2 separate regions of the Homo sapiens genome follow, and region 2 is linked to region 1. Evidence: read pairs that join two places in POLR2A ChIA-PET (ENCODE). Cell type or tissue: B cell. All regions are shown on one strand. Each heading gives the region's core, and the rest is flanking DNA. Links, peaks and the distances in the headings are about the cores only.

What was found. Peaks named below come from ENCODE experiments on the same cell type or tissue, not always from the same donor. Only the 100,000 strongest peaks of a DNase experiment are listed, where the experiment ranks them.
Region 2: POLR2A ChIA-PET joins it to region 1 with 5 read pairs; 12 of 35 experiments call an interaction of 5 or more read pairs at or near these places.

What each region holds. Positions count from the first base shown.
Region 1 is chr19:17,409,172-17,419,144 of GRCh38, reverse strand. It overlaps BISPR (BST2 interferon stimulated positive regulator), which reads right to left. Exons shown (of 4, transcript NR_130766.1): 3 at 5,840-6,048; 4 at 3,409-4,754. It also overlaps a transcript of MVB12A not described here and the pseudogene HMGB3P29. Among named protein-coding and RNA genes, the nearest start is that of MVB12A, 5.9 kb to the left of the region's middle. RefSeq lists an enhancer at 3,444-4,231. In B cell, for the core only: no CTCF peak of the experiment used is centred there; no DNase peak of the experiment used is centred there.
Region 2 is chr19:17,841,026-17,843,525 of GRCh38, reverse strand. JAK3 (Janus kinase 3) reads left to right here. Exons shown (of 24, transcript NM_000215.4): 4 at 35-146; 5 at 354-499; 6 at 916-1,210; 7 at 1,764-1,886; 8 at 1,980-2,137. Among named protein-coding and RNA genes, the nearest start is that of JAK3, 5.7 kb to the left of the region's middle. RefSeq lists silencers at 1,245-1,334, 1,227-1,463. In B cell, for the core only: no CTCF peak of the experiment used is centred there; a DNase peak (open chromatin) is centred at 1,315.

The DNA.
Region 1 (9,973 bases), core at 854-3,353:
ATTCATGAGCCTCAATTCCTGGGTTGTCTTCATACAACCCATCTACACAAAATGGAGATTTTCTTTTAAGAGAAGGAATTTTAGCATTATAATTATATATTGATGATCTAAAGTCGACTAGAGGTCGTCTGTTCCAGTTTGTGGTGATTTAGGGATCTTATCTTCCTCTGGTATCTGGTCAGGGGTCAAGAAGGTCTGGGGACATCCCTGGCTGTCTGCAATCTTTAAGCAGCTGTGCCTTTTTTTTTTTTTTTTTTGGACTTACAATAAGAAAGAGAACTTTCCCAGTTATTTTATCAGGGCTGTCATGGCAACAGGGTAACAGGGAGGCTGAGGTGGGAGGATCGCTTGAGTCCAGGAGTTTGAATCTAGCCTGGACAACATAAGGAGACCCCAGTGTTTAAAATGAAAGAAAGAAAGGGAAAAAAAGTATTTACTATAATAATATGCTTTTAAGCCGGGCACAGTGGTTCACACCTGTAATCCCAGCACTTTGGGAGGCCGAGGCGGGCGGATCATCTGAGGTCAGGAGTTTGAGACCAGCCTAACATGGTGAAACCCCGTTTCTACTAAAAGTACAAAAAACTATCCAGGCGTGGTGGTGCGCGTCTGGAATCCCAGCTACTAAGGGGGCTGAGGCAGGAGAATCACTGGAACCCGGGAGGTGGAGGTTGCAATGAGCTGAGATCGCGCCATTGCACTCCAGCTTAGGCAACAAGAGCGAAACTCGTCTCAATAATAATAATAATAATAATAATAATAATAATATGCTTTTTTACACCCATTGGGGGAAAAGTTTAGAAAAATAGCGAACAAGTGTCCTGCGCTGCCCAGACTAGCAAACAATACAGTCAGGATGGCTAATGGTGACCCCAAGAAACCAAAGGGCAAAATGTCTGCTTATAGTTTTTTTGTGCAGATGTACAGAGAAGAACATAAGAAGAAAAACCGGCCTGGCACAGTGACTCACGCCTGTAATCCCAGCACTTTGGGAGGCCAAGGCAGGCGGATCATGAGGTCAATAAATTGAGACCATCCTGGCCAACATGGTGAAACCCCGTCTCTACTAAAAATACAAAAATTATCTGGGCATGGTGGCAGGCGCCTATAGTCCCAGCTACTCGGGAGCCTGAGGCAGGAGAATCGCTTGAACCTGGGAGGAGAAAGTTGCAGTGAGCGGAGATCGTGCCACTGCACTCCAGCCTGGGCGACAGAGTGAAACTCCATCTCAAAAAAAAAAAAAGGAAGAAGAAGAAGAAAAACCCAGAGGTCCCTGTCAATTTTGCAGAATTTTCCAAGAAATATTCTGAGAGTTGGAAGACAGTGTCAGTGAAAGAGAAGTCCAAATTTGATGAAATGGCAAAGGCGGATAAAGTACACTAGGATCGGGAAATGAAGGATTATAGAGCAGCTAAAGGGGAAGCAAGAAGAAAGAGCCTAATGTCCCCAAAAGGCCACCGTCTGGACTCTTATTTTTTATTTTATTTAATTTATTTATTTTATTTTTTAAAATTTATTTATTTATTTATTTATTTTTTTGAGACGGAGTCTCGCTCTGTTGCCCAGGCTGGAGTGCAGTGGCGCAATCTCGGCTCACTGCAAGCCCCGCCTCCCAGGTTCAAGCTATTCTCCTGCCTCAGCCTCCAGATTAGCTGGGACCACAGGCGCGTACCACCACGTCTGGCTAATTTTTGTATTTTTAGTAGAGATGGGGTTTCACCATGTTGGCCAAGCTGGCCTCAAACTCCTGACCTCAGGTGATCCACCTGCCTTGGCTTCCCAAAGTGCTGGCATTACAAGCATGAGCCATCACACCCAACCAACTGTCTGGATTCTTCATGTTCTGTTCAGAATTCCACCCCAAGATCAAATCCGCAAACCCTGGCATCTCTATTGGAGATGTGGCAAAAAAAAAAAAAAAAAAAAAAAAAGCTCTGGGTGAGATGTGGAATAGCTGAAGTGACAGTGAAAAGCAGGTTGACGTCACTAAGGCGGCAAAGCTGAAGAAGAAATATGAGGAAGAGGTTGCTGACTGTAAGTTGAAAGGAAAGTTTGACGGTGCAAAGGGTCCTGCTAAAGTTGCCTGGAAAAAAGTGGAAGAGGAAGATGAAGAAAGAAGAGGAGGAGGACAATGGATGAGAAAAACTTTCTATGCCAGGAGTGATGGCTCACTCCTGTAATCCCAGCACTTTGGGAGGCCAAGGCGGGTGGAGGTCAGGAGTTCGAAACCAGCCTGGCCAACATGGTGAAACCCCATCTCTACTAAAAATACAAAACATTAGCAGGGGGTGGTGGTGCACACCTGTCGTCTCAGCTACTCCGGACACTGAGGCAGGAGAATTGCTTGAACTCAGAAGGCGGAAGTTGCAGTGAGCCAAGATCATGCCACTGCACTCCAGCTTGGGTGACAGAGGAAAAAAAAAAAAAGGGTGGTTGAGACCAGGCACAGTGTCACCCCAGCACTTTGGGAGGCCAAGGTGGACGGATCACTTGAGGTCAGGAGTTGGAGACCAGCCTGGCCAACATGGGTGAAACCCCATCTCTACTAAAAATACAAAACAATTAGCCAGGCTTGGTGGCAGGCGCCTGTAATCCCAGCTACTCCTGAGGCTGAGAGAGGAGAATTGCTTGAGCCCCAGAAGTGGAGGTTTCAGTGAGCAGAAATGGTGCCTCTGCACTCCAGCCTGGGTGACAGAATGAGACTCTGTCTCAAGGAAAAAAAAAAAAAAAAAGCAGGCTGGGCACGGTGGCTCAAGCCTGTAATCCCAGCACTTTGGGAGGCTGAGGTGGGTGGATCACAAGGTCAGGAGTTCGAGACCAGTCTGACCAACATGGTGAAACCCTGTCTCTACTAAAAATACAAAAATTAGCCAGGCTTGGTGGCATGCGCCTGTAATCCCAGCTACTCAGTGGCATGCGCCTGTAATCCCAGCTACTCAGGAGGTTGAGGCAGGAGAATTGCTTGAACCCAGAGGCAGAGATTGCAGTGAGCCCAGATCACACCACTGCACTCCAGCCTGGGCGACAGAGCAAGACTCCGTCTCAAAAAAATAAGTGGTTGAGTTTTTGGCAAGGCCTGTTATTTAAACCATAGCCTAAATGTCTTCCAAAGTTAGCTCGACCCAGTAGCCCAGGAATAATTAAGGGAAAAGTAAGGTGGGGTTTGGGTTAGCTTAGCTTACTGTTCTAATGTTCTCACTGATATAACTTTTGCAATGGTGATTTCATCAGTTGGGTGCAGGAAGATTGTGAGGGTTCTTTTGTTTTGTTTTGTTTTTGTTTTTTGAAACGGAGTTTCACTCTTGTTGCCGAGGCTGGAGTGCAGTGGCGTGATCTCGGCTCACTGCAAACTCTGCCTCGCAGGCTCAAAGTGTTATACCCAAGCGAGTTAGAGAAAACGCCACACTTCGAGACGAATTAAGAGTCCTTTATTTAAGCCGGCAGCCAAGAGAAGGCTTGACTTTCCAAAATTCTCTCGGCCCCGAGGAAGGGGCTTGATTTACTTTTATACCTTGGTTCGGAAGGGGAGCGGAGCTCAAATGCAATAATTCTACAGAAGTAAAAACATGCAAGAATCAAAAAACAAATGGTTACAGAGAAATAAACAATTTAAAAGACAAATGGTTACAAAAAAAGCAACGGAACCAGGTGCCGGGCTCTAAATCCTTCATAAGAGTTAGATATGGATGCTATGCCAGACACAGACTCAAGGCTTTATGTTGTTATGCTTTTGAGCAAAATCCTGGGAACTTCGTACATTGTTTGTTCCAGTACCTTATCAGCTAATTGGGCTCCTTTGAAATGCTGAGGATCTGCTTACGCAGGTTAACTCTTTGAGGAAGGGGGTTGGGTAAGTAGCCCTTAATGTCTTGTAAATCAAGGGGCCAGATGGCGTTCGTCAGGCTTTCCCAGCTAAGGGAGAGTCTACTCATATGGGAAACAAGGCTAGGTAATTAAGGAGACAAAAAGGGAAAATTTAAAAATAGGGTTAGTAAAAACAAGGTTAAAATAGGGTTAGTAAAAAAACAAGGTCAGGCATTACAAAAGGATTCTCCTGTCTCAGCCTCCACTGGGATTACAGGCTCGCACCACCAAGCCCAGTTAATTTTTGTATTTTTAGTACAGGCAGGGTTTTGCTAGTTCACCCAGGCTGGTCTCGAACTCCTGGACTCAAGCGATCCGCCAGCCTCTGCCTCCCAAAGTGCTGGGATTACAAGGGTGAACCACCCCACTGATCAAGGGGAACATATTAATACTTTGTTTGTTTCTTTGTTTTGAGATGGAGTCTCACTTTCTTGCCCAGGCTGGAGTGCAGTGGCATGATCTCAGCTCACTGTAGCCTCCACCTCCCAGGTTCAAGCAATTCTCCTGCCTCAGCCTCCCGAGTAGCTGGGATTATAGACACACGCCACCACACCCGGCTCATTTTTGTATTTTTAGTAGAGACGGGGTTTTACTATGTTGGCCAGGCTGGTCTTGAACTCCTGACCTCAAGTGATCCGCCTGCCTCAGCCTCCCATAGTGCCGGGATTACAGGCATGAGCCACTGAGCCCAGCCAGAAACATATTAATACTATAAACAACACTCAGCCCTGGGCTGGTTAAGAGGCTGGAGACTGAAAGGTGGTGTTGATTGACCATGGACCCAGGGAAATATCTGCAGTGGGTTAAGGATACTCTGTGTGTCTTACAAAACAGAGACACAGATGCTGCCTAAGAACGAGGTCCTCCTGGAACCGGTGCCAGGGAAGGATCTGGAAGGAAAAGAAGAATACCTGTGATAGGTGTGAGAGAGGAGTGCCACTCACTGTTCACTGCAGCAGCAGGCGACAGGTGAATTCTGAATTCTTTTTTTTTTCCTTTTGAGACAGAGTCTTGTTCTGTAGCCCACGCTGGAGTGCAATGGTGCGATCTCGGCTCACTGTGACCTCCGCCTCCCGGGTTCAAGCAATTCTCCTGCCTCAGCCTTCCAAGTAGCTGAGATTACAGGTGCCCACCACCAAGCCCATCTAATTTTTGTATTTTCAGTAGAGACAGGGTTTCACCATTTTGTCCAGGCTGTTCTCGAAGTCCTGACCTCAGGTGATCCACCCACCTCAGCCTCCCAAAGTGCTGGGATTACAGGTGTGAGCCACCACTCCTGGCCGAATTCTGAATTCTTCTTTATGGGAAGTGAGAGCTTGGGACATAGGCATCCCCTTGGACCCAGTAACCCCACTTCTGGGAGTTCAGTTTAAGGAAAGCCTGCAGTCAAGTCCAAAACTTATCAAATGACAAGGGCAAACTATGATGGGGAACTGTAATGTACAAAGTGCTAAGCTAAGCACTTTCTATATATTGCTTTTTCCTGTCAAAGAAAATAAAAATATGAGGACCTTCCAAAGGCAGTTTGCCAAAGGAAAAGTTGTTGTTGTTTGTATTGGTTTGTTTGTTTTTGAGACATGGTCTCATCTGTTGTCCAGGCAGGTGTGCAGTCATGCGAACATGGCTCACTGCATCCTTGATCTCTTGGGCTCAAGGGACCCTCCTACCCCTTGGGCTCAAGGGATCCTCCTACCCAGCCTCCTGAGTGGCAGATCACCTGAGGTCAGGAGTTGGAGACCAGCCTGGCCAACATGGTGAAACCCGGTCTCTACTAAAAATACAAAAATTAGCCAGGCGTGGTGGCAGGTGCCTGTAATCCCAGCTACTCAGGAGGCTGAGGCAGGAGAATTGCTTGAATGCAGAGGCTGCAGTGAGCCAAGATCACACCACTGCACTCCAGCCACCACAGGCGCAGCCACCATGTCCAGCTAATTTTTAAATGTTTTGTTGAGGTGAGGGGTGGGGGGAAACTCACTTTGTTGCTCACACTAGTCTTGATCTTCTGGGCTCGAGTGATCCTCCTGCCTAAGTGTTGGGATTACAGGCATGTACCACCGCGTCTGTACCAAAGGGAAAGTTAGGTCTGGAGACTGAGCCACACAACACTGAAGTTCCTTTCCCGAATGCATGGCTGTTGCTTCCTGATTGTGTTAAGTGGTTAAGCATTGTAGCTTACCCAGATGCCTACAAAAAGAAAAAAAAAAAAAGCCCTCACACATCTCCAGATGATCACCCTCACAAATTGTTCATACGTAAATTCTTTGCTTACTCCTAAATCTTTCCAAGATGTCCAGCCTCCCGTAAACAAAGATACGTAACCTTAGGTTTACAAGCTCTATGTGACCCCTTGTCCACGGAACCAGTCTGCTGAATTTCATCCTGACAGCACTGATTACAAGCTTACTTTCCCCGGTGCAAAACAAAGACAGGATGACATCCATCAGCCCTCCACCAGACCCTGAGACAGCTGCAAAATTAATCTTTCCTTTACTCCTTCTTCAAATGTTTATCTTAGGTATAGCTATAGTTTCAGTTTCCCTGGACACTAATTAAAGTCAGAATAATGTAACTGATGAGAAATCTCACCGCCTATTTTCTTTTTACTGTTTTCTCTGAGTTGATGGAGATACTGTTTCAGTTTCTAATTTGTGTGGACATTCCAATTGACTGGGAAGCAGCTGTTATCACACCCCCGCTATAAGAAAGCAGAGGTTGGCTGGGGGCAGTGGCTCACACCTGTAATCCCAGCACTTTGGGAGGCTGAGGCGGGTGGAACACTTGAAGCCAGGAGTTTGAGACCAGCCTGGCCAACATGGTGAAACCCCGTCTCTACTAAAAATACAAAAATTAGCCGGGCGTGGTGGCACACACCTTTGATCCCACCTACTTGGGAGGCTGAGGCAGGACAATCACTTGAACCAGGGAGACAGAGGTTGCAGAGAGCCAAGACTGCATTACTGCACTCCAGCCTGGGCAACAGAGTGAGACTCCATCTCAAAAAAGAAAGAGAGAGAGAAAGAGCAAAAGAGAGAGAAAGAAAAGCAGAGGCCCGAGGGAAAGGAGCTGGTTCGCCATGATGGAATTTGAGCCCAAGTCTGACTCCAAACCTGCACTCAGTTCTCCCCAGGGCAGGGCTTGTCACGTCTGGTGGCACCTCTGACACTTGGGGCTTGATCATTTACTGTGGGGGGCCGTCCTGTACACTGTAGTGTTGAGCAGCATCCCTGGCCTACATCCCTAGATGGCAGCGGCACTCCCAGCCCCCGCGGTGACAATAAAAATGTCCCCTGGAGCAGAATCGCCCCCACCCGCTGAGCGCCCTGGGGCCAGCGACTTCCTACAGGCATGGAGTTGTCCTCAGAAGCCCATCCGGGGCCACATCTCAGTATCCCAAAGTAAGTGAAATATGCATGTAGTGTAATAAACAGAAATGAAACAGCTGAGGGATGGTTGCGGATGATCTTTGCTCCTATTTTTTTTTTCTTAGCCAGGTGCAGTGGTTCACACCTATAATCCCAGCACCTTGGGAGGCTGAGGAAGGAGGATGACATGAGCCCAGGAGTTTGAGACCAGCCTGGGCAACATACAGAGATCCCGTCTCTACAAACAATACAAAACTTAGCTGGGCGTGATGGTGGTGAGTGGCTGTAGTCCCAGCTACTCAGGAGGCTGAGGCAGGAGGATCGCTTGAGCCCAGGAGTTTGAGAAAAGCCTGGTCAACATAGTGAGACCCCATCTCTACAAAAAAAGTAAAAAAATTAGCCAGGTGTGGTACTGAGCATCTGTGGTCCCAGCTACTCGGGAGGCTGAGGTGGGAGGATCGCTTGAGCCCAGGAGGTCAAAGGCTGCAGTGAGCTATGATCACACCACTGCACTCCAGCCTGGGCGACAGAACAAGAGCCTGTCTTTAATAAATAAATAAAAGAGGGGAAATTGGGTGTAGGGAATGTGGGAAATTCTATTATCCTCACTGTTTTTTTTCTGCAAATCTAAAACTATTCTAAAATAAAATGTTGGCCGGGCACGGTGGCTCACGCCTGTAATCCCAGAACTTTGGGAGGCTGAGGTGGGCAGATCACGAGGTCAGGAGATCGAGACCATCCTGGCCAACATGGTGAAACCCTGTCTCTACTAAAATACAAAAATTAGCTGGGCGTAGTGGCGCATGCCTGTAATCCCAGCTACTTGGGAGGCTGAGGCAGGAGAATTGCTTGAATCAGGGAGTTGGAGGTTGCAGTGAGTGGAGATCGCGCCACTGCACTCCAGCCTAGGTGACAGAGTGAGACTCTGTCTCAAAAATAAATAAATAAAATAAAATAAAATAAAATGTTTCTTTTCTTTTTTTTTTTTTTTGAGACAGAGTCTCACTCTGTCGCCCAGGCTGAAGTGCAGTGGCGCGATCTCACTGCACTGCAACCTCTGCCTCTGGGTTCAAGCGATTCTTCTGCCTCAGCCTTCTGAGTAGCTGGGATTACAGGCACCTGCCACTACGCCTGGCTAGTTTTTGTATTTTTAGTAGAGACAGGGTTTCACCATGTTGGCCAGGCTGGTCTCGAACTCCTGACGTCAGGTCATCCACCCGCCTCAGCCTCCAAAGTGCTGGGATTACAGGCATGAACCACTGCTCCCAACTGAAATGTTTCTCTAAAATAATAATAATTATATATATATATGTGTATATATATATGTGTGTATATATATATGTATATATATGTATATATATGTGTGTGTATATATATATGTGTGTGTGTATATATATATATATATATATATATATATATATGAAGCTAAAACCAAAAGAATGCTAGCGGCTGGGTGCAGTGGCTTACTCCTGTAATTCCAACACTTTGCGGGGGCTGAGGCAGGAGGATCTTTGGAGCCTAGGAGTTTGAGACCAGCCTGGGAAACATACTGAGACCCCCATCTCTACAAAAAATAAAAAATTAGCTGGGCGTGGTGGTGCACACATATAGTCCCAGCTACGCCAGAGGCTGAGGTGAGAGGATTGCTTGAGCCCAGGAGGTCAAGGCTGCAGTGAGCTATGATTGCACCACTGCGCTCCAGCCTGGGCAACAGGACAAGATTCTGTCTCAAAAGAAAATAAAAAAAGAAAAAGAATGGTAGCATAACAGTTTCCATTTCTAATTTTATTGCGAAAGTAATTGTGGTTTCTGCCATAACTTTTAGTAAGCATAATTAATTAATGCCATTAAAAGTAATGGAAGGCCGGGCGTGGTGGCTCATGGCTGTAATCGCAGTACTTTGGGAGGCCGAGATGGACGGATCATGAGGTCAGGAGTTCGAGACCAGCCTGGGTAACATGGTGAAACCCCGTCTCTACTAAAAATACAAAAATTAGCTGGGCGTGGTGGCGGGTACCTGTAATCCCAGCTACTCAGGAGACTGAGGCAGCAGGATTGCTTGAACCCAGGAGGCGGAGGTCAGAGGTTGCAGTGAGACGAGATCGTGCCAATGCACCCCAGCCTGAGAGACAGACCGAGACTCCATCTCAAAGAAAAAAACAAAAAAAGGCTGGGTGCGGTGGCTCAAGCCTGTAACCCCAGCAATTTGGGAGGCCGAGGCGGGCAGATCACCTGAGGTCGGGAGTTTGAGACCAGCCTGGCCAACATGGAGAAACCTAAACCTCTCTACTAAAAATACAAAATTAGCCGGGCATGGTGGCGCATGCCTGTAATCCCAGCTACTAGGGAGGCTGAGGCAGGAGAATTGTTTGAACCCAGGAGGCAGAGGTTGTGGTGAGCTAAGATTGCATCATTGCACTCCACCCTGGGTAACAAGAGTGAAATTCCATCTCAAAAAAAAAAAAAAAAAAAAAAAAGTAATGGCAGAGGCTGGGAGCGGTGGCTCATGCCTGTAATCCCAGCACTTTGGGAGGCCAAGTCGGGTGGATCCCTTGAGGTCGGGAGTTCGAGACCAGCCTGGCCAACATGTCGAAACCCCGTCTCTCCTAAAAATACAAAAAGTAGCTGGGCATGGTGGCAGGCATCTGTAGTCCCAGCTACTCAGGAGGCTGAGGCAGAAGAATCACTTCAACCCAGGAGGCAGAGGTTGCAGTGAGCCGAGATTACACCACTGCACTCCAGCCTGG
Region 2 (2,500 bases), core at 1-2,500, 430 kb before region 1:
ACTTTCATCCCAGGGTTCTCTCCTCTCCTCACAGCTTTTACTTCCCCAATTGGTTTGGGCTGGAGAAGTGCCACCGCTTCGGGCTACGCAAGGATTTGGCCAGTGCTATCCTTGACCTGCCAGTCCTGGAGCACCTCTTTGCCCAGGTGGGGTTCTGCCTGGGGTTTGACCCAGGGGGTTGGGGGTCCAAGGGGCAACATGAGGACTGGCATGCAATCAGGTGGGGCCTCGTCTGACCCTCCCTGTGGCAGTCCAGGGGTGGGGGTCAGCCCAGGATTGGGGGGGTCTGCAGGTTAACAACAGGGCTTGAAGTTGGGTGGCCTCAGCTGATGCTCCCTGTGGCGGCCCCCCAGCACCGCAGTGACCTGGTGAGTGGGCGCCTCCCCGTGGGCCTCAGTCTCAAGGAGCAGGGTGAGTGTCTCAGCCTGGCCGTGTTGGACCTGGCCCGGATGGCGCGAGAGCAGGCCCAGCGGCCGGGAGAGCTGCTGAAGACTGTCAGGTGAGAGCCACCAGGCTGTGGGGACGGCCTCTGCTTGGGAGTGAGCAACGTGGGCTCCATCGGGGCTTTGCCGGGCTCCCACCATGGAGTTCTCCTGCAAGCTTTCAGGGTGTTCCTATGACCCAGGGCCTCCCACGAACCCAGCCCTCTCCACCCCCAGGCTCCAGCTGGACAGACACCTGACCTCCCCCAGCTAAAAGGCCTGTGGGGTCCCTGTCCGACCTGTGGGCGCCAATGGCCCTCCCCTACTCTGAGGTCCGGTCCTCATACCTGACCCTGAATGAGAGTCTGTGTGTGCCTGGTGCCCCAACTAGGGCCGCACCCCAGCCCCTGGGCTAAAGCCTGGGTTTGTGTGTGTCCCCGCGGGGACCCCTCCCGACGCTGAGGGCCGGCTCCCTCCCCTCCAACCCCTGCAGCTACAAGGCCTGCCTACCCCCAAGCCTGCGCGACCTGATCCAGGGCCTGAGCTTCGTGACGCGGAGGCGTATTCGGAGGACGGTGCGCAGAGCCCTGCGCCGCGTGGCCGCCTGCCAGGCAGACCGGCACTCGCTCATGGCCAAGTACATCATGGACCTGGAGCGGCTGGATCCAGCCGGGGCCGCCGAGACCTTCCACGTGGGCCTCCCTGGGGCCCTTGGTGGCCACGACGGGCTGGGGCTGCTCCGCGTGGCTGGTGACGGCGGCATCGCCTGGACCCAGGGAGAACAGGAGGTGAGGGCGGACTCCCCCGCTGGGCGGGGCCAACGTGGGGGCGGGGCTCGGGGAGGGGCCGGAGAGTGGTAGGGGATGTGGGGCGGAGCCAAAACGAAAGACTTGGGGAAGTGGGCGAGGCTTAATGAGGGGCGGGGCTTAGTGAGGGAGGAGACTGCGGGAATGGGAGGGGCAAACTGAGTGAAGGGTTGGGCTGAGCGACCCGGGAATGAAAATGGGAGGGGTTGAGGAGTGGGTGGGTGGGCGCTGGAACGAGGCAAGACTAAGAGGCAGAGTGAGGCTCCGAGAGCTGGGAGGCTGCGAAGCGGGGCAGGGATCAAGGGGCGGGGTCCGGCAGAGAGAAGGAGGCGGGGATTGGCAGAGCGGGTGGGAGATGTTTGGGGATGGGTAGGGGAGGTGTTGAGAGGTTGGAGTTGATAGGAGGGGGCGCGGCTTGGAAGGGTTGAATGGCAAAGGGATAGGGAGTGGATGGTGTGGCTTGGGGGTGGGTTCATGGGCGTGGTTTGGCGGGGTCCAGCTGGGCCCCCACTTCGGTACTCCCCCTCCTTCCCAGGTCCTCCAGCCCTTCTGCGACTTTCCAGAAATCGTAGACATTAGCATCAAGCAGGCCCCGCGCGTTGGCCCGGCCGGAGAGCACCGCCTGGTCACTGTTACCAGGACAGACAACCAGATTTTAGTGGGTGCAGGATTCCCCTCCCCTTCAGCCTTACCCCGAGGGCGGGACCGGCACCCTCGGGTTTCACTGGGCTCTGACGCTTGTCCCTCGCAGGAGGCCGAGTTCCCAGGGCTGCCCGAGGCTCTGTCGTTCGTGGCGCTCGTGGACGGCTACTTCCGGCTGACCACGGACTCCCAGCACTTCTTCTGCAAGGAGGTGGCACCGCCGAGGCTGCTGGAGGAAGTGGCCGAGCAGTGCCACGGCCCCATCACGTAAGGACCTGTCCCCCATTCCCGGCCTCTGTGGCCACTCAGGGCCCCTCCCCTTCTCTATGCCTCAGTGTCCTCACCTTCCAGGAGCCCTGGACAGGGGTCAAGTTTTCAAACCACACCTGCCGCACAGTCAGCGCTCAGTGAAGCTGAAGTATTCCTTCTGCTTCACAGGGCGACCACTACTCTCTCTCTCTCTGACCCCAGGGCCATTTCCTGGAGATGGACAAGTCGCCCACCTTCACCTACAGCCTCTTGTTTAATCTCCCAGGAAGGGCCAGGCATAGTGGGGCACACCTGCAATCGCAGCGCTTTGAGGGGCCAAGGCAGGAGGATTGTTTGAACTCAGGAGTTGGAGACAAGTCT